Regions from separate parts of the Homo sapiens genome. Here regions 1 and 2 are each linked to region 3. The links are chromatin loops, found by intact Hi-C in ENCODE. Cell type or tissue: heart right ventricle. All regions are shown on one strand.

Evidence for each region. A loop is a pair of places that touch in the nucleus more often than their neighbours do. Peaks named below come from ENCODE experiments on the same cell type or tissue, not always from the same donor. Only the 100,000 strongest peaks of a DNase experiment are listed, where the experiment ranks them.
Region 1: it touches region 3 in a loop (4-fold over the local background); 71 of 110 quality-filtered maps call a loop at or near these places.
Region 2: it touches region 3 in a loop (4-fold over the local background); 26 of 110 quality-filtered maps call a loop at or near these places.

Annotation. Positions count from the first base shown.
Region 1 is chr20:8,786,591-8,794,590 of GRCh38, forward strand. PLCB1 (phospholipase C beta 1) reads left to right here. Exons shown (of 32, transcript NM_015192.4): 28 at 1,859-1,935; 29 at 2,043-2,132; 30 at 2,928-2,985; 31 at 3,585-3,671. Among named protein-coding and RNA genes, the nearest start is that of RNU105B, 41 kb to the right of the region's middle. In heart right ventricle, a CTCF peak has its summit at 4,068; a DNase peak (open chromatin) is centred at 4,065.
Region 2 is chr20:8,747,839-8,755,838 of GRCh38, forward strand. The region is part of intron 23 of PLCB1 (phospholipase C beta 1); the gene reads left to right. Among named protein-coding and RNA genes, the nearest start is that of RNU105B, 79 kb to the right of the region's middle. In heart right ventricle, CTCF peaks have their summits at 3,810 (motif pointing right) and 4,011; no DNase peak of the experiment used is centred here.
Region 3 is chr20:9,356,690-9,364,689 of GRCh38, forward strand. It overlaps PLCB4 (phospholipase C beta 4), which reads left to right. Exons shown (of 40, transcript NM_001377142.1): 8 at 6,207-6,286. Among named protein-coding and RNA genes, the nearest start is that of LAMP5, 150 kb to the right of the region's middle. In heart right ventricle, a CTCF peak has its summit at 3,210 (motif pointing left); DNase peaks (open chromatin) are centred at 2,931 and 3,170; H3K27ac peaks cover 1,672 bases.

The sequences.
Region 1 (8,000 bases), 570 kb before region 3:
GAGCCAGATGTGTCAGCGTGTTCTTATGTAAAACAAAAATAATAACACCAACCGCATAGGGCAATTCTCAGAATTAAATAAATACATGTGAATCTTTTTTGTTTTTTTTTTTTTTGAGACAGAGTTTTGCTCTTGTTGCCTAGAGTGTGCCCAGAGTTGCTGGAGTGCAGTGGTGCAATCTCGGCTCACTGCAACCTCCACCTCCCGGATTCAAGTGATTCTCCTGCCTCAGCCTCCCAAGTAGCTGGGATTACAGGCACCCACCACCAGGCCTGGCTAACTTTCTGTATTTTTAGTAGAGACAGGGTTTTACCGTGTTGGCCAGGCTAGTCTCAAACTCCTGACCTCAAGCGATCCACCTGCCTCGGCCTCCCAAAGTGCTGGAATTAAAGTGTGAGCCACTGTGCCCAGCCACATGTGAATCTTTTAAAACTAGGCCTGACATATAGAAATTATCAGTTAAAGTGTTGTAGGACCCTATCCTTAGTTCAGCTAAAGACGGGTTCCTTGTCACATGGCCACAAAAAGTTAGGCTTGAAGGCAATTTGAAGAGTGAGGAGGACAGGGTTTTATTGTGTTGAAAGGAAAAGAGGGAAACAGGTTATCTCCACAAGGCTGGAGTCCCTGCTAGTGTGCTTCCCACCTTGCAGATTGAATTCCAAGTTCCACCCAGGAAGAGGAGTGGCCAGGCTCCTCCCTGCTGCAAATGGGGTGGATTTCTGTGGCTCCACCTCAGTGTGCATTCCTCCCAGTGAGCAGGCCCGTTGCAGTTTTTCCGGGGACTCCCTTATACTTGGCTGTCTCAAAAGTTTGTGGTATTATGATTTGTCTTGTCACTATTACAGCTGCCACTTATAGAAGACTAGTCAACTCAGCTTGCCTTATATGTTTTTGGGAAAGAGAATCTCCATCTATGGGAAAAGCAGTGGGGGCTTTCAGAGGATGTCCACACTGTCTATTGGGTGCTCCAGTAAGAAGGGTTGAGTCCAGTTGCTACAGCCACCTGAAAACCTTGCAGAAGGTTCTCCAGGTTCCTCATGAGGAAAAAAGGAAAAGATTACCAGGCACAATTACCTTTATGTAATTGGCAAACACTTACTGGGCATCAAGTGAATATTAGGAATTGTGCAGAATACCAAGGATACAAAAACACAATTGATGCCCCCTTGGGGCTTGATTTGATAATAGATGTATGACAATAAATACTTGCGTTCACAGTGATGTAGTGACAGTTCATTGAAAGCACAAAGAGAATTTCTGATGTTCTTTATATCTACTGGAAATTACCCACGCAAGAACATAAATGTCAACTTCTAAGATGGGAAACTCATGTTATCCTCAAAGCAATTCAACAATGAATGATAGTTGTGAGCCAAGAATTATAACTTGCTGTTGATTATAACTTACATTTGTGTCATACTTATTTTTATTTTGAGCTTCACAGCACCTCCAAAGACATAAAGACAGTGATCAACTGAGAAAATGTAGGTTCTGAAAATGTAGGGTCTTGCCCCAAATTTCACTTTTAATAAGTCTTAGGGTAGAGATTGGAACCAGGTTCTACACTGTAAGTTGTCTTTGCACTGAGCTGGGCTATAATAACTGCCACAACAATCTAATGAATTCTGTTTAATTAAAAAGAGATAATAAGAAGAATTTCATATTAAAACCCATAAGCCTAGATAATATGATGGTTCTAAATTGTCCTCATTGCCAATGTTAGATGTCTGACAACTTTAACTATTGTGAAACATCCATCACAGATATTCTAACTATAGATTCTGTTGTTTGAGGGAGGTGGGAAGGAAGCTCTGTTTGCAATCATTTGAAATAGCAAACTGACATTTTCTTTTTCCAGCTTATTCAAAAGTTGACGGATGTCGCAGAAGAGTGTCAGAACAATCAGTTAAAGAAGCTCAAAGAAATCTGTGAGAAGTAAGCCCTCATTCCCATTACAATTGACATGTGCATCTGAATTTATTCAACACAAATTCCCATCTGATTTGCCTCTTTTTTCTCTTTTACTTCCATTGTGACTTCAGAGAAAAGAAAGAATTAAAGAAGAAAATGGATAAAAAGAGGCAGGAGAAGATAACAGAAGCTAAATCCAAAGACAAAAGTCAGATGGAAGAGTAAGTCAAAAGTGTCCCCTCTCCCAAACAGTTCATCTGGGAATTATTTTATTTTGTACGTCAGAGTCACAGGTTCATAACCAGTCAAAGACTCCTTCGTGAAGTTTCTCCTCTAGTCAGCCTTTCAAAAGATTCTTTTGGTAAGGTTTTTAACAGGGAAGGCTCAAGCAAAGACTGGTTCAATAAAGGAGTGAGGCACACCCAGGGCCTTTTAGATAAAGAGTAAGCAAAGAGCTTCCCTCAGGGAAAGGCTAAATCCTCACTTCCTACCCATAATCTTCCTGGCATTTAGTGAAAACAGAGCCTGTGCCTTGGGAGGAACCTGACCTTTGTCCAAAGGCTGGCAGATTATACCTTCCTTGTAGCAGTAATAAGAATGTTGCTATGGCTCACACTTGTAATCTCAGCACTTTGAAAGGCCTAGGTGGGAGGATTGCTTGAGGCCAGGAGTTCAATAGGGGCCTGGGCAACACAGGGAGACTCTGTCTCTACAAAAAAATTTTAAGATTAGCTGGGTGTGGTGGTGCACACCTATATTTCCAGCTACTCAGAAGGCTGAGGCTGGAGGATGGCTTCAGCATGGGAGGTCAAGGCTTCAGTGAGCCATGATGGTGCCACTGCACTCTACCATGGGCAACAGAGCGAAACCTTGTCTCCAATAAATAAATAGATAAAAATAAGGAAAAAAGAAAAAGAATGTTGAGAGTTCTGTAACCTTTTATCTAGAAGTCTGAGATTACCATTTGTCAATTCTGGATGAATTGGTATAATGATGTATTCATCATTTGCTTTTAGGGAGAAGACAGAGATGATCCGGTCATATATCCAGGAAGTGGTGCAGTATATCAAGAGGGTATGTGGGCTCATCACGCTCTCTCCTTTGCAAAACATGTGTGAACATTTGGTGAGCTCGCTGTGAGCTTCTGGAAGGAAATGTCATGCCTTGCCATAACTTTTTATCACTAGCACCTAGCAGAGCTGTTTCACAGGGTGGGCACTCCTTAATCAACATTTCTGCAAGTTGAATTGCAAACCACTTTGTAAAAGGATTCATCTAAAAATAGAGTCAAGTCATTTCCAAAGTCAAGAGCCCAGAAACATATTGTAAATGATAGTGTTCCCAAAAGAACCTTTAATTGTCATCAATGATAGAGATGATGGCAACCTCGAAGGGCTGTCCTTTTTTTTTCCAATTTAATGTCATAGAAATGTTTACATATTTATAAAAAGGTAAGAACAGTGCAGTCCATTGATCACCACCTCCCACCCTTATGTTTCTGTCACCTAGCTTCAACACTTACTACAGTTTCCTATACTTGTAAGTGTAGTTCTTGATCAGGAGATCAAATAATCAAATGTAAGCCATAGATCTGAAAAGCTTTCGGTATTTTCTGAAAACGTGCACTTTTAAATGTTTAGATGAAAGTAATGTTTCTTGTAACTTTCTTATAGCTAGAAGAAGCGCAAAGTAAACGGCAAGAAAAACTCGTAGAGAAACACAAGGAAATACGTCAGCAGATCCTGGATGAAAAGCCCAAGGTAAACGGAACTGAATTAAAATGAACAATTATTTTATTTGATTTCCATTTAGTAAGAGTAAAACCTTCCTGGTTTACATAAGTACCTTGTACACAGTCTCAGATCAGTTCTTGCATATGAAACTCATGTATCTTTCTCAATGAAGGAAAAAATATAGCAATATTCAGTAAGCATTTATCATCACCTGGTGAGCTTTTAAAAACTGCAAATATGCAGAACCCAGCCCCAGAGATTTGGCTTTAACTAATCTGGGGTATGGCTCAGACAAAGGTATTTTTATAGTCCGTTTCCCCTGGAGAATCAGAGACTAACCAAACCTTCAGTTTGGGTACTACTAAGTAAACGTCAGTTCTAAATAGCTGATGTAATGTTGTAATGCCACCCTCTGTCCAGCAGAGGATGCCCTGCACCAAAATCACTTTGGTTTTTATCTAGCAAAATAGTCTCATAAATCAGAGAAAAGCAAATCTTTTGTTTCCCATAGTAACAGTTGATTGGGGCTCTGCTTTAAAATTATCTTATGTTCATTGTTTGGTTAAAATTAATTGTCTTATGAATATTAACTTTGAATGAACTGAGTATCTGTAGATCAAATACTTTGAGGTTACCAAATGGCATCTCAGTTTTAGAACATTCCTTCCATTTTGATTCATCACTGAATAGTTTTCTGTTTGTGGAAATTGTGTTTTTCAATTTTCCTGCGCTTCTATTTTCAATTTAAAATATCTACTCTAAAAAGTACTGCCATTCCACACAAGCATTTCTCGAGTCCTAAAAGTTAAAAAACGTTAGTTTTATTTAATTGTATGTTTCATTCACCAGTTTACTTCTTATAGATTTCTTATGGATAATTCTAAATATATTTTCATGGTTCTTTGTGCTCTTATGCTTTCATATTTATTATATAAGACATTTATTTAATATTTTTAATTTCTAAGTTTTTAGGGTTGGCAATATAGATTCTCAAGCAAGAATTAATAATTACTTAGATATGGTGCTAATTCTTACGTTTCTCCTATAAACATATAATGTAGATCTTCTCAGCCACCCTCTCAGGTTGATTATGCACTAATAAAGTGGAATAAATTTTAACATAATTTCAGAAATTGCTATACTTTCCAATCAGAATTGATCTTTTTAAAATGCTCAAATTATTTAGAGCAAAAGATCCAGTTTGACTGAAATTTAAGAAACACTTTAATAATAATCAGTCTCAGGTGATATATTCAGATACATACATTTCTAATCTATGCTGTCTGGTTTTAAATTTGTCATTACTTTGTACACTGACATAATAGAATTTGCTTATGGTTGATGGCTCAGCTAGTTTTTGTATTTCAAAAAAATTTAGGTAATATGGTTCTTTTCAGAGTTTCATTTTGCTTTTTTTTTTCATGCGTGTTTTGGTTCAACAATGTTAACTATTTTACTTACAGATAAAATGTGAATGTAAAATCATTAATGTGTTTAAATTATATAACTCTCAGTATCAGTAACCCATACAAAGATTTTCTTGTTACTGCTCTAGGTCATCATGATTAAAATCAACCTCAGTAAATGTGGAAGCACCCTTAAACTTCTTCCCTGGATATAACTGGACATGAAAAGAACTAATAACTTTTGGCTGATTTATTAACAGTCAGGGTGCATTCAGCTGCAATTTTACAATAAGCCCAATTAAAACTGGCTTCAACAGTTATAGTATTTAGTAAGCCACGTTACTGGAAATTCAGAGGTACTACAGTTGTAACAGTGATTAATTTAGTGGCTTAACAATTTCATCTCCAGGTATTTTTAGAATTTCCACTGTTGTTGCCTTCTAGATCCAGACCGTGAACTCAGTCATGAGATGGCTGCCCTAGCTCCACACATCATAACCTTACATGAAACCACTCAAAGGACGTGCAGCAAATGTCTTCATTTTGTAACCCTTTCTAGGATTGAGAAAAACCTTCCTACATCCCCTCTAGCTGGTGTTTCCTCATTGGGTACAATGGCCTCATATTCCCATTCTTAAACCAATCATGGGCAGTAGGGTATCACTTTCATGATTGGCTTAGAGTAATTAAGATTCACTCACAAGGCTAGAGAGAGTTCAGTTTTCCTCAGTTCCATGGTCATCAGGTACCTGAACAAAACTGATATTTTATCATCAAAGAAATAGAGGGGAAATAGCAACTGGGTAGACAGGTTACATACAGTGTACGTTACAGCCATGTTTATAACAATTTTTTGTTTCTTCCTTTCTGGCCCCTTGGAAAGAGATCTGAAGTGTTTCTATGAATTTTTAGTAGTTCTATTGTCTGCGTTTTTTATTGTAAATAGGTACCATGATGAATTCCTCTGTGCTTTTCTTCCATGAGGTTGCTCCATGACCATCTTTTTGTGTCTGGATTTGAAGGTTGCCCATGAAGATTGTTGGTTCCATGTCAAACTAAAGCATTTCTTGAGGGTTTTTCTTCATGGCTTAAAAACGTTGTGCCTTAAAGCTGTGATTTTATTAATAAAATAATAAATCATGACTGTTAACATTGTAGGACATGGTGGTTAATAAAGGGAAATGACAATGACAACAGGAGCAGCAATAGACAGTAGAGTAAAAGAACAAAATCAAGTGTGAGACATGTGAAGAAAGACCAAAGCACAGGACAGCAAAGTAGGTATTAATAAATGGGTGGTGAGGAGAGGCCAGGCCAGCATAGCAGTCGCTGATGCTCCTGTAACTGTGGGGCATGGATGGAAAATACAGTAACACTGGCTTTGAAATAATCCCTCTCCACATCTAGTACTGAAACAGGCTTTGAATCTTGACATAGACATGAGGGAAATTAGCAAAAGCAGAAACAAAACAAGGAACAACCCAAGGAAATGAAACTGATCAATAGTATCTCTAAAACAAGTCCACGGAGTCAGTTCCATTCAGTCAGATAAGAAAACAGAGTGATTTCGTGACATCTAGAACTTTATGAATGGTTCCATTACTGGGTTTTGGATGAGGAACGTGAGCTGACATTGCAGCAGGTAATATTAAAGACAATTGTAACCTTCTTATGAAGAAGAAACCATGCCAAACTTTGCCACAGGTTACTGAGGAGAATAGAGTTCCTCCCTCAACTAATTTACAGATGGTATCGGGGAATCTGCCCCGATATTCACGTAGGTTCTTTTCTATTTTTCCTAAGCATCGGCTGGCTTGAGAAATAAAGGGACAGAGTAAAAAAGAGAGAAATTTTAAGGCTGGGTGTCCGGGGGAGACATCACACGTTGGTAGGATCCGTGATGCCCCCACAAGCCGCAAAAACCAGCAAGTTTTTATTAGAGATTTTCAAAAGCGGAGGGAGTGTGCAAATAGGTGTGGGTGACAGACGAGTACTTAACAGGGTAATAGAATATCACAAGGCAAGTGGAGGCAGGGCGAGATCACAGGACCACAGGACCACAGGACCGAGGCAAAATTAAAATTGCTAATGAAGTTTTGGGCACCATTGTCATTGATAACATCTTATCAGTAGACAGCGTTTTGAGATCAACTGGTCTGACCAAAATTTATTAGGTGGGAATTTCCTCTTCCTAATAAGCCTGGGAGCACTATGGGAGACTGGAGTCTATTGCATCTCTGCAGCCTCAACAGTAAGAGACAGCTATGCCCGGGGGGCCAGTTTAGAGACCCACCCGCAGGCGCACATTATCTTTCTCAGGGATGTTCCATGCTGAGAAAAAGAATTCAGCGATATTTCTCCCATTTGCTTTTGAAAGAAGAGAAATATGGCTCTGTTCTGCCCGGCTCACCAGCGGTCAGAGTTTAAGGTTATCTCTCTTGTTTCCTAAACATTGCTGTTGTCTTGGTCTTTTTTCAAGGTGCCCCAGATTTCATATTGTTTAAACACATGTGCTCTACAATTTGTGCAGTTAATGCAATTATCACATGGTCCTGAGGTGACATACATCCTCCTCGGCTGACAGGATTAAGAGAATAAAATAAAGACAGGCATAGGAAATCACAAGGGTATTGATTGGGGAAGTGATAAGTGTTCATGAAATCTTTACAATTTATGTTTAGAGATTGCAGTAAAGACAGGCGTAAGAAATTATAAAAGTATTAATTTGGGGAACTAATAAATGTCCATAAAATCTTCACAATCCACGTTCTTCTGCCATGGCTTCAGCCGGTCCCTCCATATGGGGTCCCTGACTTCCTGCAACAAGATGGGATGAAGTTTTTTAACTAGAAAGTGATCATAGCTAAGTTTTTGCAGACACCAAAAGTATGTATAGGCTACATGACATCATATTTCTTCCTGTTCTTCCATTTCTTTCACCATGTTGTTG
Region 2 (8,000 bases), 610 kb before region 3:
TATTTTAATAATGATATGAATTCCACCAATAAAATAATGTGACATCAAAAAAATCCAAGGTAGTGCTTTTATAAGGTTACAATGTTTTGCCCAAGGCCTTGGATACCATTTAATTATTCAAAACAGAAACTTGATATTTCATTCACAATATAAGAACTTGACACTAAAATCAAAGATGAGGTTTACAGCTTATTTTGGATTCTCTTTAAATAAAATTCTTCCTCCTTCAAATCTTCCTCCTCAAATAATAAATTTGCAAGATATTAATTTATAGAAACAATAGTTTATCAAAATCCCTGAACTTTAAAGCATCCAATACAGTAAAAAGAAAAGGTTTTCCTTTAAATAGTGATGCTATCTCTTTCATTTCTATACTGTACAGATTTGGCATTCACAATGCACTTTCATTGGATGCCTTGGATAAAACTGGGTCCTAACTAGGAAAACCATAGTAATCCCCATTTTTAGAGAAGGGAACAATTGCTCATTATGGTAGAGTGATTTGGTGCCTAATATCAACGGCCAATGAGTTGAAGAACTAGGGTCTTTTTAAATATGTATCAAGAAAAGACCATTCATTCACTTGAATTGAAACTGGTCAATGATTGGTTCAATTCAGCTGCTTTTACGAATATCCTCCATAAAAATTTCTAAAATTTCAATGGATTCTAATGAGGGGCTTTGGGTTCATCTGCCTAAAATAGGGATGAGTACAATAACTTCAATATCCATGTCATGTCCAATTATAAAATCATGGCTCCCAATTAATGATGAAGTTTTTCACTTTGCTTTAGAGCAGGGCTTCTCAAGTTTTAATGTGCATACAGGTGCAGGAAATGGGGAGGTGTGGGTCAAATGATACAAAGCAGGAAATGTGTAGGATGAACAAGTAAAAAAATCTAATGTACAGCGTGAGGACTATAATTAACAATCATGTATCATAGTCAGAATTTTTTCTAAATGAGTAGATTATAGCTGTTCTTGCCACAGGGGGACAAAGCGGGTAACTATGTGAGATGATGGATATGTCTATTTGTTCCCTTATAGTAACCATTTTACTGTACATAGGTATCTTATAACATCATGTTGTATGCCTTGAATTTACACAATAAAATTTATTTTTTTCAACGTGCATACAGATCACTTGAGAATCTTGTTACAATGCAGATTCAGATTCAGTAGGTCTGGCACAGATCACAAAACACCGCATATTCAACAAGCTTCCAGGTGATGCTTATGGCCCATGGACCATATTTGGATTAGCAGGGCTCTCAAACTTTAGCATGTACCAGAATCACCCAGATGGCTTCCTAAAACACAGATCGATGGGTGTCGTAGCCAAAGTTTCTGATTCAGTAGGTCTGGGGCGGACTCAAGAATTTGCATCTCTAACAATCTGCAGTGAAGCTGATGCTGGTCTGGGGACCACACATTAAAAACCGCTGCTTTGAAGCCCTGCATCTTTCTTTCGCAAGAGTGTGGCTCTCCCCAGATGAAACCCATTAATTCCATCCACTCTAAAATGACAGCTTAATCACAGAAACCTGGGAAGGGCTCCAGGAGACACTTTTCCTGGGAATTATCCAGAATTTGTCCCGCAAGTGATTGACCATAGTCCGTACCAAACGATTTGACTTAATTAATCTCAAAGATATATTTCCACAAAATTAACATTAAGAGTTGTTGGTCTACTTTCCTTTAAAAAGAGAAATCCATGATTTCTACCTAGCAGCCAAGAGTTCATTCCTTCTGAATTCTTTGTAAACTGTATCAAAACACTTCTAATAAATTCAAGTTGGTAGGAACTTTTTTATATACATATATTAAAGTTTGTATATGTAACACATATAAAAGGGTCAGCAGAGCTATGTTCTTTTACCCTTTGATAGCCTGCTGAGTAACCTGCTGTTATTATGCATTAAATACAAACTTGTTACAGACAGCAGAAAGCAGCATCTTCACTCTTTTCATTCATTGATTTATTCATTCATTCAAATTTGTTTTATTTTAGCATAACATTTAGGTAGTTCTTTACTTTCAGGACTTTGCCATTAATAATAGAGCTATTTATTATGTACTAACAGGAAACTAAATATGAATTATGCATTCATTCAATATTTTTTTTTTAAAAAAACCCAACTATGTGTCAGTCACTCTGATGGCCATTATATATGTAATGCTGAGGAAAATCAGATGCTCTCATAGCCCTTACAACTTGGAGGAAGAGAGTGACATTATAAAATTTATACATCTATGTGTAAAATTGCAGCTGCTACTAATGTTCAACAAAATGATACCATGTGAATGCTGTTGACTCATGTGAGTGCTTATATGATGACACACAGCCATGCTGTGTCAAGATTCACTTGAACCCATGCTCCAGTTACCGCTGGAAGAACTTGCTGGACATTAACTGTGCAAAACACCAAAAGTACTTTACTTGGTGTTAATGAAGAAGCTCAAAAAACTGAAGTCAACAGATGAATTTATCCAGCTCATTAAAGCTGTCTCTTGCTTCTAACTCACCCTGGTAGACTCTTCAAAATTAGGAGTTTTGACATATTTCATTATGAAAAATTCTAAGCTAACATTGAAAGAGCTGTACAAGGAACACCTATATATCAGCCACCCGGATTCCATAATTAAAATTTTGATGCTTTCACTTGATCACATATAAATCCCTCTATCCATTTATCTATCCATCTTGGTTCAATAGGATGCATTTTAAAGTAGGTTGCAAACATCAGTATACTTCACTCCTAAACGTTTGGGAGTGCATACAGCAGGACAAAGTTTGTTAAAGTGATTCTGAATTTCTTAGAAATATGAGGCAGATACATTATCTAATTTCATTCAACTAATAGAAATTTAAGGTACAAATTGTGCTCATGTTTGAAGAAGCTCCTCCTTAAGGGAAAGGCTGGCTCTAACAAAGCTACTTTCTGACAATATTTGTCCTGAGTAGGGTGGATTTCTGCATGATGAAATTATGAGACTCACCCGTAATACGCTGGAAAAACTGATGGCCTTACCTCTTACCCATGTGGTGCCCATCCAAAGCAAGATGCTGTCATAAGGTAAAAAGAACTGCACTCTTTTTTTTTTTTTTTTTTTTGAGACGGAGTCTTGCTCAGTTGCCCAGGCTGGAGTGCAGAGGCGCGATCTCGGCTCACTGCAAGCTCCGCCTCCCGGGTTCACGCCATTCTCCTGGGTCAGCCTCCTGAGTAGCTGGGACTACAGGCGCCCACCACCAAGCCCGGCTAATTTTTTTTTTTTTTTGTAGTTTTAGTAGAGACGGGATTTCACCATGTTAGCCAGGATGGTCTCGATCTCCTGACCTCGGGATCCACCCGCCTCGGCCTCCCAAAGTGCTGGGATTACAGGCATGAGCCACCGCGCCCGGCCGGAACTGCACTCTTCAGATGACTCAGACAAGGAAAGCATGATCCAACACCTCTAATAGCCCAGTAATACATATGATATTTGAAAGGCCCTTCACTTACCATGTTAACCATTCAGTTAAATCCTCCAAATCCTAATTCTCTGCTGCTCAACCATCAGATCCAAACTTTCAATGCCCAGGACGGAAATCTTTTCAACCAGCACATCAAATGGCTTTTCCTCCTTCTATAGAACTTATAAAAATGATCTTTTCAGTTACCATTTTACTGGTCCATCTGTATTCTATTTTCAGTGCACTTCTGTTCATTTTGGAATTAGGAAGCGTACAAATTCTTTTTATATTTAATTTTAACATTCAAGTTAGGCATATTTTGAAGAAAAAGATATTGCAATGATTGCATTTGTCCACTAGAGGGCAGGAACTTACTTCTGTGGTTCATTCTGCACTTTTTTTTTCACTACCCACCTAAGAAAAATCTAGTCAATGCGACTGAAGTACTACCACCTTCTGAATCTTCTTTCCTTGATAATTGCTTAATTGGAATTTAAATCTTTGAATCAAATTAAGAAACTAGACATTCCTAGTTTCTGTTTCTATCACAATTTCCAGTACCAGATTTTTATTCACTCATAAAAACAAATAATGGGGGAGAAATAAAATATTGACTTCTGCTGATTCTCTTGAGTGGGATAAGGAATTTGGTTTTTGCACTTTGGCTTACAGATCCATATAGTGGAATTATTCGATCTTTCAATTATAATATCAGAAAGTTCAATTTTAGTATTGTACTCCTATAGGTGCTTTTTTTCATTTTTCAGCCATTGTTTTGCTTAACTTATTTAACTTTGTATGTACGGATGCCTTTTTAGTGCAACAGGGTAGTTCTTTGAGAATTATGTTTACATGTAGACATCTCTATCTCAGCAGCAAGTTAAGTTATTATTACGGTTCCTTAAGCTGCTGTTATCATAGAGTGGACTGCTGTAATAGAAAAATTTAGTCTTTAGCATATAGTCCATATTCAAATACTTGTTCACAGTTTCCTGTGTGACCTCTGGCAAGTTACATGACTTTTAATAAAGTTTTTAGTAAAGACTTTTAATAACACCTCCGATTATTTTGCTTTATTATGGTACTGTGCGTGTTGCCTACACTGACTGGCTGTGAAAAAGCTGTTGTATATAACAGTGTCTAACCCAGGATGATCTACAGCCACTTCTAATTGCAGTCTCCATTCGGTAAATGGAATCAATTAAAATGTGTACCTATGGGCTGGGCAGGGTGGCTCATGCCTGTAATCCAGCACTTTGGGAGACCGAGGCAGGTGGATCACTTGAGGTCAGGAGTTCGAGACCAGCCTGGCTAACATGGTGAAACCCCGTCTCTACTAAAAATACAAAAATTAGCTGGGCATGGTGGTGCATGCCTGTAATTCCAGCTACTCGGGAGGCTGAGGCAGGAGAATCGCTTGAACCCAGGAGGTGGAGGTTGCAATGAGCCAAAATTGCACTACTGCACTCCAGCCTGGGTGACAGAGTGAGACTCCATCTCAAAAAAAAAAAAAAAAGTGTCTACAGCCCTTAGCAAAAAAGTTTAAACATTAGTCACATGTATATGTTATAGAATCTTACTTAACTCAGGCATCCCAACCAGTACTGGTCTGTAGCTTATTAGGACCTGGCCCGCACAGCAGGAAGTAAGCAGCAGGTGGGCAAGCAAGCAAAGCTTCATCCCCATCACTCAAATTACTCCCTGAGCTCTGCCTCCTGTTAGATCAGTAGTGGCATTAGATTCCCATAGGACTGTGAACCCTATTGTGAACTGCACATGTGAAAAATCTAGGTTGTGGGCTCCTTATGAAAATCTAATGCATGATGACCTGTTACTGTTTCCCATCACCCCCAAATGGGACCATCTAGTTGCAAGAAAACAAGCTCAGGGCTCTCACTGATTCTACATTATGGTGAGTTGTATAATTATTTCATTATATAGTACAATGTAACAATAATAATAGAAATAAAGTGCACAATACATGTAATGCACTTGAGTCATACTGAAACCATCCCCTCAATAACCTCCTCTCCCCCTGGTCCATGAAAAAATTATCTTCCATGAAACTGGTCCTTGGTGCCAGAAAGGCTGGGGACCACTGACTTAACTTGTATATAACATCTGTCTCCAGAAAATCATGAGGTCCCTGACAAGAGTCAGACTATGCAAGGATCTCCAAATTCCTTAGCCCAGTGTTTAATGTCCTCATTACTGACCCTCTTCTCTATGCCTTTGCTTGGCCACTGGGGCGAGAAGGTAAGAAGCTCCTGGCCCACCGAGTTCCCAGCACAGTCCTGTCACTTCAGCATTACTAAGGATGCATAGCTCACTCTTGCACCATCTCAGAATTCCAGGCAAACTCTGCTCCTCCTGGCAGAGGGTACAGATTGGCAACTTCTGGGCCAAATGCAGTCTGAAGATGTGCTCTGTTTGTCTTTTCAGTGATTGGAAACTGGGAGAGTTCACTCAAAACTTTCATTTTTCCATTTTTCTCAAAACCTGGGTGGAAATAGGCTAAAAATGAACAGCAGCCACTGCCCCATTTACAGGCTGTCTCTCTCCTGCTCTGGACATGACCTCACTTTGCCCTATTGCATTAAATCTACTTCACTGGTTTCTATCATTTCCACTAACTGCCTATTACTCTACAGTGTGAATAGTATCCTTAGGGGTTGTGTCCCAAGAGTGACACAGTCCACTCTACATGGAGACATCACCAGGTGTGACCCCTGGACTAAGCATTTCTCTAAAGCCTACTTCAAAGTCCAGCACCAACCCTTGGTGCCCACTTTATCCCCGACTGCAACCATAAAGTATTTGCCTGAATGTTTACTTAACATCTATCTGCTTTTTAAAAATGTCTTTGATTTTATATAGTACGTCCCTTTTTGGAAGGTGGAGGCTTTGTCTCACATGCCCTTGATAAGCAGAGATTTATTTTTTCCTTTATTTGACTCAAATTGACAATCGAACTTGGTTTCCCAAGGGCATACAGCTACATGGAGTATCTGAAAACCTAATGCAAATCTAAAAATAAACTTGTTGGATCCAGTTTGAATGCACCTCCAGTCTAACACCTCAAGACACTAATTTTAGTTGCCAAAAAAAAAAAAAAAGCCACCATTATTACTTTCACAGAAGCTGGTTTTCCCTAACTTCCATTCTTTCCTCCATCAAAATTTTCTTTTTCTCTATCCTTTTTCAGAGGGCTAATTTTAGTGAGCTGTCACATTGGGAAGAATCTGGTTCATTCCCCACATGGTTTTAGAAACCAACTTGGATATAATGGGGAAGGTCAGATCCCCACGGAATAGGGACATCTTCCTACCTGCTTTCTAAAGCAGCTGAGTTTGGTAACCATGGGCACCCTCTTCAGCTGGGAGGCCAGCAAAGCGTTACCCCTGCTGTATTTAAGCCAAAGAACCACCCACTGTGGGTGTATAGGTCCCATGTAGTCAAATCTAGTTTTTCAAGGGAAGTAAGAAACCCATTGTTTCAGTATAAGATCACCTTAATTAAAAGATTTGACAACACTGGTTGAGCCAAAGAAAATGCATCCATGTACTCCATTGGGACCATGACTTTCCAGTTTGCAATGTCTTGCTGAACAACACATACACAATCCTTTCCCTTTGCATATAATTCTAGGGAGAATTTTTCTGATGGATGTAACTAAATAGTGTGACCATACTGGCACTTACCCATCAGAAGTAGTCATTTTTCAAAAGAAAGATTCTGCCATAGTGAGCTATACAGGCTGCCCCGGTTACTTGTTTAGTCTCCTGTCTCCCCTAACTGATGTCCAGCCACTGCTACTAAGGGCTCTTCCAGCATTGAGTAGGGTGTAGTAAACAAGCAGGGATGATTTGTTGAATTAAAATAAGTTCTGCCATCACTTAATGCAGTTTTGGAAGATGGTTTAAAGATGATTTGGGAAACAGATTAAAAGCCACTGGTGACAATCAGTGTCACTATTTTCACTCTTATCTTACTTTTTATAAGAAAGTTATTATAGGTCAATTTTTCATCTGTAATCACATGCCAAAATGTCACAATGTTAGGCTCCAAAAGACTTCTGGAAAAATATATTTCCTAATGTATTTTTAAAATGTGCTACAAAGTAGAACATTGGGATAGCCTCATTGTCAGTAAAACCTGCCAGGGACTTGGAAGGCAATTCTGATAAAGAGTTACAGAGAATTTAGCATATTGAAAAGCAACATTAAAAGAGTATGTAGGCAATTATTTTATAAGGATCAGCATTTATTCAACAAACATTTTTAAACTGTTTACTGTGTATAAGGTATGTGGAATTAGCTGCTGGAGGGTGTCGAATGAAGATTTTACGTTTCAATGCATTTATTATTATTATTCATTGGTAGTATTCCACAAGCTTAAAGGTTTTATTTGTTTTATGTCAACATAAATAACAAACAGATGCTCTCTAAAAGAAAATGGTATTATTTAAGAATAGGGCATACTAAATTATGTGCTTAGTCAGGGAGGGAAGGAAGACAAAGGTTTGTAAAGGATAAATGAGGAGGGT
Region 3 (8,000 bases):
AAAAACTATATTTCAAATTATATACATTCCTGACATATTATTTGAGCAGATTAAAACTGATGGATAGAGCAATTTAGGCACCTTGAAAGTAGCTACTTGAAAAATGCCAACTTTTTCTTATCTCCATTCACTTAAACAAAAATGGGCCAGGTGCAGTGGCTCATGCCTGTAATCCCAGCACTTTAGGAGGCCGAAGCAGATACATAGCTTGAGCCCAGGAGTTTGAGACCAACCTGGGCAACATGGCCAGACCCCATCTCTGCAAAAAATACCAAAATTGGCTGGGTGTGGTGGCTCACACTTGTGGTCTCAGCTTCTGGGAGGCTGAGGTGGGAAAATCATCTGGACCCAGGGAGGTCAAGGCAGCAGTGAGCCTTGATTGTGGCCACTGCACTCCAGCCTGGGCAACAGAACAAAACCCTGTCTCAAAACAAATAGAAAAGTAAAACAAGAAAACAACAAAATTAATTGATCTAGATTTGTGAGTTGTCGATACCAAGAAGTTCCCATGTTTTAAATATTTCAGATGGCCCCGTCATTGATTATTCTCACAGCTCAGATATAGGGAAGATGAAAGCTGCTGCCTATAGCATCTTGCATCCTCTTGCTTCCACATACAAGAAATGTGAACTTCAATCCCCTAAAAAGGTCAGAGTTTCCATTCTAGTGAACACATTTGTTCAGCCCAGGTGGGGTGGGACATGACAAAAACCAAGAGTGGGTCTAGAACCATGGGGCTCTTCCCAGGGCTATCACTATGAGATAGAATATCCTGTGTGTAGTCACTCTCAGAAACAGCAGCTCCCTTAGGAAACTGCTGTGTCCTGAATGCTTGTGTCCCACCAAAATTAATAAACTGAAATCCTACCCTCTAAGGTGATGGCATTAGAGGATGGGGCCTTTGGGAGGTGATTAGGTCATGAGTGTGGAGCCCTCAGGAAGAGGATTAGTGTCCTTATTTTAAAAAGGTACCAGATAGCCCCCTTGCCCTTTCCACTGCATGAGGACATAGCTAGAAGGCACTACCTATGAACTAGAAAGCTGCCACTGAATCTGTTGGCGCCTTGATCTTGGATTCTCCAGCCCCCAGAACTGTGAGAAATAAATTTCTGTTGCTTATAAGCTACCCATATATTGTATTTTGTTGTGTGTCAAACAAAGACAAAAACCAAACTCACATCTTATATGGGCAGTGGAAGGAGAACTCCAAGTTGAGGGGGGCTGCTCTTTTAGACCTATGATTCTCAAATTCTAATGTGCACACCAGTCATCTGGGGATCATGCTAAAATGCAGATTCTGATTCCATGGTTCTGGGATGAGACCTGGGACTCTGCATTCCTAACAAGCTCCCAGATGATGTTGATGCTGTTGGTCTTGGGGCCCTTTGAGTAGTAAGGGTTTGCAACAGTGCTTCTTAAATGTGTGTGTGCAAAAGAATCACAGGGAAGGCTGATTAAAACGTGGATTCCTATTTCCCATCCTGAAGATTGATTCAGCCGGAGGCCTGATAATTTGCATTTTAACAAGTTCCCAGGTGATCCTGATGCTGCTGGTCCCCAGACTACATTTTAATAACAAGCCTCTAGTTAACTTTTGAACAACTTAATTAAGATACCTTCACTAGTAGCCTCTTCTGTGAAAACAGAGAGCCAAACATCAAAAGATGAAGGAGGATGCTACTGAGTCCCTTTGGAGAAAATTACATCACAAACTTGGAGAGTGCCACAGGGTCTCTGTTCATTTTTCCATTGACAATATGCTTCTTTGACTAAAGACGAAAAATAATTCTTCAGGATCAAAACCTAGAGATAAGATTGGAACCCTAAGATTGGAAGTAGTGCTGCCTGATGAATAATAGGACTAGTTATTTTAGGATGACGGGCCAGCCTGTGCCTAGTGAAAGCTTAGAAATGCCAATAGCAGACTGAGCACGGTGGCTCACGCCTGTAGTTCCAGCACTTTGGGAGGCCAAGGCGGACAGATCATCTGAGGTCAGGAGTTCAACACACCCTGGCCGACATGGTCAAACCCCCTCTCTACTAAGAGTACAAAAAAAAAATTAGCCGAGAGTGGTGGTGGGCACCCACAATCCCATCTACTCATGAGGCTGAGGAAGGAGAATCGCTTGAACCTGGGAGGTAGAGGTTGCAGTGAACCGAGATCCCACCACTGCACTCCAACCTGGGCGACAGAGCAAGACTCCATCTCAAAAAAACAACAAAAAAAGGAAATACCGAAAGCAAAATGTTATTGGTGGCCAATTCTTAATATACGTCATGAGATTTGGGGTGATGTTTACTTCTTACTGTGTATTTCTTTGCTTTACACTTTCCTATGAAGCATATTTAAATATTGTTTTCATAAACTGGGGGAAAAACCCTAACCAATATTTTTAAAAGAAAAAAGTAAAATATATGCTCAGTGTAAGTTCATAGTATTTTTGGTTTGTGTTTGTTGTATCTGTGTCTCTCTACGTTTGTATTTTCATGGGAAAGGGATTATTTTTGTCTATGTCAGTCCTAATGTTCCCGGGGCAAAGGTGATAGATGGGTAAGAGCAAGGTCTAAACATATGCCTGGAAGTTGGACAGGGCCTGGGGTGGTGAAAATAAATTTAAGGAGTCCCAGAGGAGAGGTCAAAAGCTCCAGGAGAGAATTAGAGGCAGCTTCTCTTTCTCTCCTTGCCCTCCAAACAATTCAGCACAAGCCCTCAAGTCCCTTGAAGAGTCTTTCTTTCCCCCTTCTTCTTAGAAGGGCTGAAACACACTTTAAGTTAACTTAGGAATGGTTAGAAAAGGTTAAAAAAATGGGAGAACAGTAGCAATTAACAAGCTGCTAGGGAAACAGGGAAACCGTGCTGATCCGAACATCAGAGCCGACCTCCTGTGGTCTGGTTCCCTAGCACCCAGGCTCAGGCTTCGGCTTGGGGTGGCCGGACCAGAAGGAAAGTGCCCCGTGTGGCAGAAGTCATCTCAGGAGCGTGTCGCCATCCAGCCAATGACTTGTGTTCCAAGGACTGGAAAATGCGCTTCCTGGACACTATGTAGATGATTACCACACGAGCTTATTTTCAGCAATTCAAGAAAGAATCCAATTCGTGGTTTATTGCTTCTGTTAGTCTGGAAATGGTCAAACAAGTTGATAGGCATCTAGTTCACGCCTGGCGTAACTTTCCAACAAAACTCCAGGGCTCTACTGACACCTGCTGGCATTTCATCTACTTTATGTTAAAAAAACCCCAACAAGACAAAGAATCATTAATATTTTTCCTGCAGTCCTTTGCCCTTGTTATGTTACTTGTACTTTACCTGAACGATAATAGAAGGGGCCTTTACCATGTCGTGAGGAGAGAAGTGTGGGCAAGCCATTGGGTGAAAATAAAAATCCCCAACACGAAGAATGTACCACAGAGCTCTTGTTGCCTGTCTGCCCTGCACCAGCTGCTCTGTGACCTTAGGCAAGGCCATTGACCTCACTTTCATCATTGCAAGAAGAAAGAGGCAGCAACCTTCCCTCCCAGTTCCCTTTAGGGCTTCTGAGGATGCTGGTGGCATTTCCTACTAACTAAAGCATGGGCCCTGTCACTGGAGTGATGGCCTTAAAGGTCACTCTCACTGACCTTTCCATCACAATAAACAAGATTCCTTGCCAGCGTTGTATGTTCAAAAGATGAATGAAAGTTATTTAAGCCTCTTCAAAGTGCACCATCTCTGTAATTTATTTCGACAAACAACTAAATTAGAATGATCAGAAAAAGCCCAGTGAACAGTCTCAGAAATTGTCCACTTTTTTTTTTTTTGTCTAGGAAACTATGGACTTTGTTTTGTGTTTTAGAACATGTAGTAAGCCTGCAGGTTGAGAAAATGCATCCCAGTTAATGCCAACCCAATTATTTGTGCTTTTTCTGTCTATTCTTGGGAAACTCTGTGTGGGCCTGTGGTTTGTTAGGTCAATAACAGGATATTTGATAGTCTGCAGGGAGTTATAGTCCATATTTAGCCTGACAGAGGAAGTGAGTTCTGCTGATGAAAAATAATTGAGGCATTTCTTTAATTCTACTATTTCATTTCTTCATCTTCCTTCAGAATCCTGACCCCACTATGATGCTTGCTGAGGCTTTCGATGCTATTTACAGCTCTGCTTTTGCTAGTCACAAAAGAAAATTTACCTCTTATAACCCCTAAGTCTTCCCTCAGAAAACTGTTAGGTGTGACCAGGATCAGCAAAAACTGTTAGATTCACATCCATTAGTTTGGCTACTACTTAAAAAAAGAAACAAACAAACAAAAAAACCCAGAAAATATCAAGTGTTGTTGAGGATGTAGACAAATTAGAACCCTGAGCAAAAGGGTTCCCTTGTTGCATTTGCAGTCCTTTGTTGGTGGGGGAAAAATGGTATGGCCACGATGAAAAACAGTATGGTATTTCCTTTAAAAATTAAAAAATAGAATTACTATATGATCCAGAAGTTCCACATCTGGTTATTTATCCATAAATAAGAATTGAAAGCAGTAACTTATTTGTGTATCAATATTCATAGCAGACATGCAATTCACAATGGACAGGGAGTCCATCAGAGGTGAATGGATGAGTGTATTATTCAGCCTTTAAAAGGGAAGAAATTCCGACACATGGTAGAGCATGGATGAACTTTGAGGACTTTATGCTAAGTGAAGAAAGCCAGTCACAAAATGACAAATTCTGTATGGTTCCATTTATATGAGGCACCTAGCATAGTCAGAATCACAGAGACAGAAAGGAGAATGGTATTAATATTTATCAATGGCTGGGAGGAGGGGGAGATGGGGAGTTATTTAATGGATATGGAGTTTCAGTTTTGCAAGATGAAAAGAGTTCTGGAGATGGCTGGTTATGTTGGTTGCATAACAACATGAATGTACTTACTGCCACTGAATTTTTCATTTAAAAATGGTGAAGGTGATAAATGTTATGTTATGTCCATTTTTAACACAATTAAAATTAAAAGAAAGGTTAAACAGCAAAAAACAAAACAAAACCATACTCTGTTAGAACGCAGTCATCACCTTTGCCCTTACAGAGATTAAATTGCTTGACTTTTTAAAACCTGGTTCTACTGGGCAGTGCTGTCCAACAGTCCCATCTGTGATGATGGAAATTATCTGCACTGTCTGAGCCATCAACCCCATGTTGATGTTTAAGCATGTAAAATGTGATTAGTGCAAATGAGACACTGAACTTTATATTTATTAAATTTAAATAGCCATATGTGTCTAGTGGATACCATACTAGACAGTGCATATAGAGTATACGTCTATATTACTATCTATTCCAAGATATTTTTCCTTCCTCAGCACTAAGCCGCAAATCTAAGCAGTCAGGCTGTAAACCTAAGAAGGTAAGGAATCAGCTTATGTGTGGGCCACCGTTCTATTTAACCCAAATGTCAATTTGCTACGAAGTGTTTTGCCGAGGGTATGATTCTTCTATGGCATTCATTGGCATCAGTTTTTGGACCCAAGGGCAGAGTTGGCCTTAATTCATGGGCTGAGCTTTTCTAGTAAATGCCCTTTTAGAGACCCAAATTCCTCTACTGCCATGCACAATTTCCCTTCACTTGTCCTTGTAAAACAGTGGAGTGATGGTATGAACTACAAGTGAGGTCCAAGTCCTTATACAGAAATTATGTGAGCACATCGCTGTTTGCTCTGATCACCCTGGCAATGAAAGAATGTTTTTCTTTTTAAGGCTTTGCTGGAAAACATAGGTAAGATAAGTAACAAACTCTTAGATTGAAAGGATCACACAATAAAATTGATGAACCCCTATTCATTTATCCTCTAAAGTGAAAATAGTTAAATATGTCATGTATTTTATAATGCTGGTTGGAAATAATTAAGATTGCCAGCAACTGAAAAAGGGCTTATATTTAAACAAGCTGCAAATAGAAAGCTTCACAAGTCAGTCAGTGGGCAACATTCCTTTGTGGCAGCCCAGAGTTTAATGGCACAATAGATGGCACATTTGTCTTCATGGAAAGAATGAAAGCTGTTTATTAAAGAATAAAATATGAGCCTGCAAAATATAGATGGCTGTGTGACAGGAAAGGGACAAAAGAAGAGTTTGTGTTTTTATTACACAAAATGGATACAATCTATCTAATAAAAACTGCTCTATTTGACTCCAGCAGATTTGCTCACCAAGAATATTTTTTCTTTCTCTTTCAGCAATGGGTAGAAGGCCTGAGATCAATCATACACAACTTCAGGGCCAACAACGTCAGTCCAATGACATGCCTCAAGAAACAGTGAGTGTTGTTTGCATTACTCGTTTTTCTTGGCAGTTATCAAACAAATGGTCAGATGAAGAGATGAAGGCTAGGTGGTTCCTTCCTCCAAATTCCTGCTTGCCTTTCCCTCCATGCTCCTGACCTTGGAGTTGACCAACACACACCTGTACTCTTCATACCACGTAGAAAGGCATGCATGATAAACCCATAGCCCAAAACCTATATGAAAAGAATAGTTGATGGTCAAAGGACACTGGAACCTCAGTCACTCTGTATGCTGTCAGTTGTGGGTACTGGCTTTTGTGTCCCCAGATTGAGTTTTCTGATAGACAGCTCTGCATGTCTGGAGCCATCGCTGAGTGCTGGGGTAATTCTATCCTCTGCTGCATAAAACTGAGAAATGAGGAGTGTGACCAAGAGACGCACTTGCCAATGCACCTGAAAAAGAAGCCTCAGCCCCAAGTGCAGTGCTCCTTGTTTAGCACACCGTCAGGGATCCAAAGTTACCTCTGAATTTTTTTCTGTAGGATTCAGTTATTTAAAGATTTGATCAAGGATCCAATGGTGATTTCCAAATTTATTTTTTCCATGAAAGAAGGAATTACTCCAGCTTACAGTATCTGAAATCCAGAGGAGTACTACAGTGGTAGATTTAAACCCTACCCAAGTTAACCTTTCAAGGTGACATGAAAATCACCCACAAAGGAATCCTAGCCAAAGTCAAATGTCAGCCAGTTTGAAAAGCAGTGATCCGTGAAGGTGGGGGCCATCTGCCTTCACAGGGCCATTGGCAGGCAGTTGTGAGGTGCCAAGGGGAACCATGTTGAGAAATTGCAGGGATAAGCCTGTATCTCTCAAAATTATGCCCCAGCACCAAGAGTGTGATTCATCATACTCACTTGGCAATGGGCCAAGAGGTTAGTCCTAAAGGTACTGTCATGTCTTATCTTCTGGTCATTGTGGCAGGTGCTTACAGGTGTGGTCTCTAGGCTATAAATCCCGGCTTCACCATGGCAAATTCTTACACTTGTGCCTCACTGTCCTCATCTGTGAATCAAAATTACCATGCAGATGAAATTGGAAAGTATTCTTTATTCAATACTACTTATCTTGTTATGGTATCCCTCCAATTTTCTTTCACCCTTTTAGTGGAGGAAAGTTATTTAGTCTTATCTATTTCTATGTGTTGTGCAGCTGCTTCTTCTTTTCCTCTGCAGTTGCCCTGGCATGTGTTTTTAAAGAGAAACCCAGTGGATATTCTGATGTTATGACTTCAGGCACTGATAGTCCTAAAGGGTCAAAAACTTTTAGAAGGCTTGCTTATACCTGAGTGACACAAATATCTCTATCTGACATGAGATCTAACAACATCCTGCCCAGATCCCTTTATGAAGCTGGTGTTCACCCAGCCATCATCTGCCATGAGAATGGGCTCACCAAGGGCTCAGACCTGTCCACTTCTTCAGAGCATTGCCCTCTGCTGAAGGGGAGCTTCCATTCCTGGAAGATTATACTCTTCCCTCCTCCAGGAGGAAGTCCACAGCCAATGATGAGCTGCAACAGGGTACAGAAGGCCATCCCTCTTGCCGCCAAGTCTGGCACAAATCACATGAGTTCAAGCTAAATCAAGCTCCATCTGAAACCACAACTTTGTTTAACTCTTTTTTCTGCTCAGTCTTCTCTCACTCTCTTCATCCCTAAAACATCCCGTTATTAAAGTAGTTAGTGGTGC